Linked DNA regions of Homo sapiens: region 2 is linked to region 1. Evidence: read pairs that join two places in POLR2A ChIA-PET (ENCODE). Cell type or tissue: A673. All regions are shown on one strand. Links, peaks and the distances in the headings refer to the core of each region. The heading gives the core; the rest is flanking DNA. Region 1 overlaps TMEM114 (transmembrane protein 114). Region 2 holds the start of LOC100130283 (a long non-coding RNA gene).

Region 1 (2,909 bases), core at 240-2,739:
CGCCACTGCCCACCTATTTTTCTGCATCCTCACACTTATTTCCTCTGTGACACGTCACAGCCTGCAATGATCTTTGTTTCCTTGCTTCCTGTCTACTCTGTCTCCTGTGCCCATCTGTGAACTCCATGAGGGCAGTGGCCTTGTTCGATGAGGTGTCCCCAGGCCCTAGGACAGGGCTTGGCCCTCACTGGGGACCCAAAGGCATTTGTTTCTGAATGAATGCATGCGCTCAGGATTGAGTTCAGTGCTTTTGAAAACACTGCCGGTGGCATGCCTGTAATCTCCGCACTTTGGGAGGCCAGGGTGGGTGGATCACTTGAGGTCAGGAGTTCAAGAGCAGCCTGACCAATATGGTGAAATGCCGTCTCTACTAAAAAAAATACAAAAATTCGCCAGGAGGGATGGCGGGCGCCTATAGTCCCAGCTCCTCAGGAGGCTGAGACAGGAGAATTGCTTGAACCCAGGAAGTGGAGGTTGCAGTGATCTGAGATGGCACCATTGCATTCCAGCCTGGGTGACAGAGCGAGACTCAATCTCAAAAAAAAAACAAAAAACAAAAAACAAAATCAAAAAAGAAAAAAGAAAACATTGCCAATCAGGAAAACAACCCTGCAGGGAGGTCTTAGGTCTTAAATATTTTTTACAAATGAGGAAATGAGGGCTCACAGAGGTGAAGGGACTTACCTAAGGTCACATGGTGAGTAAGAGTGTCTGGCTGGCCTCAGACCCAAGATCCTTCTCTCCCAAGAACATCAACAGGGAATGACAGAACTGAGGTGGAAATCCAAGGTTCAGGAAGTTTGCTTTTGAGTCCAGCGCAGTAGCTGTCCCCACATCATCCCTCTCTAGCTGTTAAAGGCAGACACCTTTCACAGCTGCAGGGGCTGTGGGAGAAGGAAAGGGCCAATTAGATCTGCAGAGTAGAGGGAAGGGAAGTGGCTTTCGTTGAGGGCTTGAGCCCAAGTCATCTGCTATGGTCCTCATGTCAAGATGAATATGGTCCAGTTCCATTTTTCAAATGAGAAAATTGAAGCTCATTGAGGCAGCTCCTCTGAAGTCACATGGCTAGTAAGAACCACGCTCAGGTCTGACTCTAAATACTCCATGCTTTCCTTTAAAATTTACTGCCTCAAATGGAAGGTCTATGATCATGTGGACTTAGCCTGGCATCTCTGAATTGACACATGGCTGTCTGAGTCTCTTAAGGCACCACTTTCACCTGACATTACAGCAATTTATGTCTACATGTGAACTTCCTTTCTGAATTATAAGTTCCAAGGAGGTGGGATTTATGTCTGATCCAACTTTGTACCTCTACAATACCCATCCCAAAATAAAGCACCTATTAGATGCTCAGTAAATGCTCAATTTCCTTCCTTCCTTCCTTCCTTCCTTCCTTCCTTCCTTCCTTCCTTCCTTCCTTCCTTCCTTCCTGCTCTCATTCATTAACTCAGCCATCCATTGCACAGGGAGCATGTACTACATTCTAGGTTCTGTGTTGCAAGTTATTGGGCATTCAGGGATGTGCAAGAATACATCACAAGAAAGAAGAAATTTTCCAGGTCCTGCTGGCCTTTGATTCCTGCCACCTCTGTCCTGCTCCATCATATCCTTTCCCGCTTGCCAGTGCCTGGGAGAGCCCCTGGCCCCTGCCAGTTCCCTCCAGCCAGAGACCAGTGGGGACACCCCTGCAGTTCAAGTTGGGGTTTATTACTCAGTGCAGCAAAGGAGAACACACTCCATGGGGAGCTGTGGGGTGTCTCAGCAAGAGGTTGCCAGGAAGGACTTACGGGATTCGGGCTTTGATGGGGTGTCTTTGGAGGGTCTGAGGATGTGGAGGTTTGTTCTGGACTGGGTAATATCAGGAAGTGGAGACAATTCTGTGACCAAATATCTCCATCTTATCTATAGGGAGGCAGACTGGCTGTGATTGAGAAAGCAGGGACAGTCATATGAGCTGGGAGAAGGAGGCGTTTGATATTTTGTGGGTGGCACAGAGACCTTGTTTACACCTCTGCTTGGGCAGCCTGTGAGGTGCCCTTGCTGGGTCTCATTGTATTGTGGTCTCAGATGACCTCGTCTGATGTCGGAGTTCCAAGAGATTATATCCAGCAGAACACCGCAGTCTAGCTATGAGCGCCATGCCAGTTCCCAGAAGCTGGAAACTGTTTCTTTCTTTCTCTCCATCACAGGAGTTCATTAGAGGCTTGTTGATGAATGGGAATCAGGTCTCCCGGCCTGAGAGATCTGTGTTTGGTTGTAACAGGCTTTCCACATTACCAAAAGGTTTACAAGATTTCATGCATATTATTTCATTTAGATAGCCCAATACCAAGCTGAGAAACAATAACAATGAACACTTGTATTAGGTTTATGATGTGACAAGCACCATTTTAAGAAGTTTGTCCATTTTACCTCTTCCTCAGTACACAATCCTGTAAAGTGCATACTCTTAGTATTCCCATTTAGCTGATGAGAAAACTGAGGCTTGAAGGTTATAAAGTAACTTGCCTACAGACCCTCAGCTGGAAGTGATAGGGCTGACATTGGAACCCTGGTGAGCATAGGTGGCAGGTGTTGCATCATTGTTTACTGAAACAATAAACGGAGAAGTGTGGTGACCAGTTGTCCTGGTTTATCCTGCCTGGTCCCTGTAGACACCTATGGTCATGGTAGATAATTTAATACAGTTGATGATTGTTTGATTCTCAAAAGTGTGATTTGGATGGTCAATCATACGGGTACTCTGTCAACATGCGTGCAAGAGAGGAACTGTCTGCGACTTATTTATTTTTGTCTTCATACCAGTGCTCAGTGTGGAGCTAGACTCACAGCAGACACTCTTAATATGTTTGCTGAATTTAATAAGTTCTAGATCAGTGGGCAGGTGTTTTTACTCTTATTTTGCC
Region 2 (2,909 bases), core at 339-2,838, 270 kb before region 1:
GCTGGGCAACAACAGTGACTTGTCTCAAAAACAATAGCAACAACAACAACAAAAAACAAAACTGAAGGTGGGACTGGGAAGACGTTTGGGAAAGCAGCCTCGGGTGAAGGAGGTGGAATGAGTTCTACGTCTTGACTTTGGGGTGCCGTGGCAGGCAGCGTGGAGGTTGCCTGTCGTTCAGGTTGGAGGAGCCTGCCTGGGCTGAGGTGGCCAGCTGGGGCCCAGAGCCAGAACACTTGGGAGGGGTGGAGAGGAAGCAGCAGCCCTTGGAGAGGAAGTGATTCAAAACCACGTATGCCTGGATGTGTCCGGACTACGGCAACATCTGCCCAACTGCCTTCTCCTGGCCCCTGTGGGCACTCCCCTTCCAGTAGCTGGAGAGACCTTCCCGGACAGATCATGAGCATGCCCCACACCTCTCCCTCGGGATCAGGTTCAAGCTCAACTTCCTGGCTAGCCTCTCCCTCCAGGGAGCCAGAGGCCTGCCCTGCACTCACCCACTGCTCAGGTTCAACCCAGGCCTTTTCTCTGAGGCTTAAGCCCTGGGTGACCTTGAGTTCAGGGTCAGCTTCTGCAGTGCTGGGGATGGTGACTTTCAACAGTGCTAAGCTGGCCTGGATGCAACCTCTGTGCTTTGCTGTGGCTCAAAATTTACCTACTGTGTTTAAATTTCTTGTGACGGTGTCTTTATCCTGCAACCCCCTAAAGCAGAGAGAGGGACTGACTGTCCCTGCCTTATAGGGTTCTGGGTTGGGAAGGGGTATTACTTGAGTTAGTAATGGCTCACACTCACTGTTCAAAGTGCTTTAAATTCCATACACGGTAAGGACTATCCCATTTGACAGAGGAGGAAACTGAGGCGAAGATGAACTCACCTTAAGTCACGCAGCAGCTTGTAGCAGCAGAACTAGGCTTGGGGTCTTGGCAGCTGTGCTCTTACCTGCCATGTGCAGAACCTGCTGCTCTGGGGTCACGCAGAAGGCACCAGGACATGTTGTGCATGCGTCGTTTAGCTGTTATCACTTTACATCCCACCACAGTGCGGGGCAAGCCGATGCCCTTGGAGTAAGCCCCAGGAAGCTGGCCTGGGATGCAATGTGATGACAAAGAAGGTGGAAGGGGAGTGTCAATTCTGACTGCAGAAGGGAGGCAGCAGACAGTGCAGGAGGGGCTCGAGGGGCCTGGGGAGGGTCTCAAGCAGCCACTGTGGGAACTGGGGCAGGGACGGCCCAAACCTCCGCGCATCAGCACCCAGCCTGGCAGACTCGGGGTACTCACCTGAGGGCAGCCCTGTGCAGGCGGTGACACAGCAGCAACCCTCCATCTCCGGTTAAAACAAGTTTGAGTAAGACTCGGTTGTCTCGCTTTGACGCAATACGTTAAGGAAACTTGTAAAGAATGGCAGATCCTGACCCAGTGGGCAGAAAAGCAGCGGGGGAGGAGTCTGTGCATCAGGAACAGCAACATGCAACTCCGCAGAGGGAGGGGCCCCCGATGTGACAGAAATCCAGAGTAAAGAAAGAGTGGCTCTCAGACCTGGAAGGGCTGGGGTTCCATTCCAGAATCTGGGAACATAGGAGGAAAAAGAAATCGGAATGAGAAACAGGAAACAATAAAATCACTTTAATGTGCTACTCTTCACTTTGGAAGGTCATTACAGTATCATTCGACAAGGAAAGATGCCGCTGGATGGCTGTGTCCTGTGAGTCACTGGGATGAGCTGGCTGCTTTCACCCCACCGGATCCGGGGCTCAGACAGTTACAAGCCCGAGTGGCTGGGAGGTTTGGAGGGAACCAGGTTTAGCTGTGATGAAAGCACCTGGCTGTGGGCTGGGAGGCAGGAGTGCAGGGCAGCCTGGGCTCCCCTGGCCCCAGACTCAGGTCGGCAAGTGCCCAGTGGAGGCCACACAACCCCAGCACCAAGCAATGGAGGGTGTATGGCTCAGTGTTTCCACATCCTGAAAAGTGACACATGAACCGTTTCCTAGGAAAGTTCTCTTCCACCGTGTTCTAGCTGAGACCCGGGATCCTTCCAGTTTCACGAAGAACGTGCAGAAGATGAAAAGAGTGAGGGACGCGGACCTAGCTGTAGCTGCACTCAGCCGCCTCCGTGGTAAAGTCTGGGTGAAGGCCTGGGTGAGTGCAGATAGGAGAGCAGCTCCTCTTACTGTTCTCTGGCTGGGCTCTCGCTCCATCCCTGAGAAACTAGAGGCGAACGCCTCCAGGAAGCCAGCCAGGGGCAACCAGAAAGTCCTTTTGGTGAAGTCTGACATCCCGCGTTGGTTTCTCTGGACCTGGGTAAGAACCGGCCCCAGGGCAAGGACTGTTTTGCCAGCACCAACTCTCCAGCCCAGCTGTTGGTTCCCACTACCTCCGGTCTCGGAGACAGAGAAGCAGCCAGGCTATTCTGAGTGTAGTGAACACAGAGCCGGTCCGAATCCGGCCCAGCCGAGGTGCAAACTCCCTAGGGTCTGCTCCCACTTGGCCAGCCATCTGTCCAGCAGGCCTCAGCCCCAAACACGGGAAAACGCAGAGTGCGTCTAGTCACTGGGTATCACACTGCCCCACTCACAGCCCCCATCAAGGTGACATGCAGGCGGGAGCTTCGTTCCAGGAGGTGTTTGTAAACTTCGTCCTGGGCTGGGTCACTGCAGATGGCCTGTCCTGGTTTCTCATTACCAAACCCCCATGTTTGGTATTGATGCAGGGGCCCATTAAAAAAACCGCTTATGTTTCCACAGACCCACCAAGAGGGAGGGTCCAGGCACAGTTTTTCTTTCTGTATCATCCTAGAATGATGGGGAAATTTCCGCCAAAACTACATGATTGCACGTATCAGGGTGGGTATTAGACTAGGGGGCTGGGGGTGGGTGGGGAAGACCTTTTGTGCGAGGCATTCCTCTGGGCCA

Evidence for each region. ChIA-PET counts read pairs that join two places held together with the same protein. Peaks named below come from ENCODE experiments on the same cell type or tissue, not always from the same donor. Only the 100,000 strongest peaks of a DNase experiment are listed, where the experiment ranks them.
Region 2: POLR2A ChIA-PET joins it to region 1 with 8 read pairs; 2 of 35 experiments call an interaction of 5 or more read pairs at or near these places.

The regions. Positions count from the first base shown.
Region 1 is chr16:8,575,230-8,578,138 of GRCh38, reverse strand. All of the region lies in intron 2 of TMEM114 (transmembrane protein 114), which reads left to right. Among named protein-coding and RNA genes, the nearest start is that of TMEM114, 14 kb to the left of the region's middle. In A673, for the core only: no CTCF peak of the experiment used is centred there; DNase peaks (open chromatin) are centred at 1,348, 1,478 and 1,798; H3K4me3 peaks cover 2,048 bases; H3K27ac peaks cover 2,500 bases.
Region 2 is chr16:8,848,025-8,850,933 of GRCh38, reverse strand. It overlaps PMM2 (phosphomannomutase 2), which reads right to left. Exons shown (of 8, transcript NM_000303.3): 8 at 1,609-2,909. LOC100130283 (a long non-coding RNA gene) reads right to left here and starts at 1,465. Exons shown (of 5, transcript NR_147908.1): 1 at 1,279-1,465; 2 at 941-1,085; 3 at 1. RefSeq lists an enhancer at 412-551. In A673, for the core only: no CTCF peak of the experiment used is centred there; a DNase peak (open chromatin) is centred at 1,673; H3K27ac peaks cover 2,377 bases.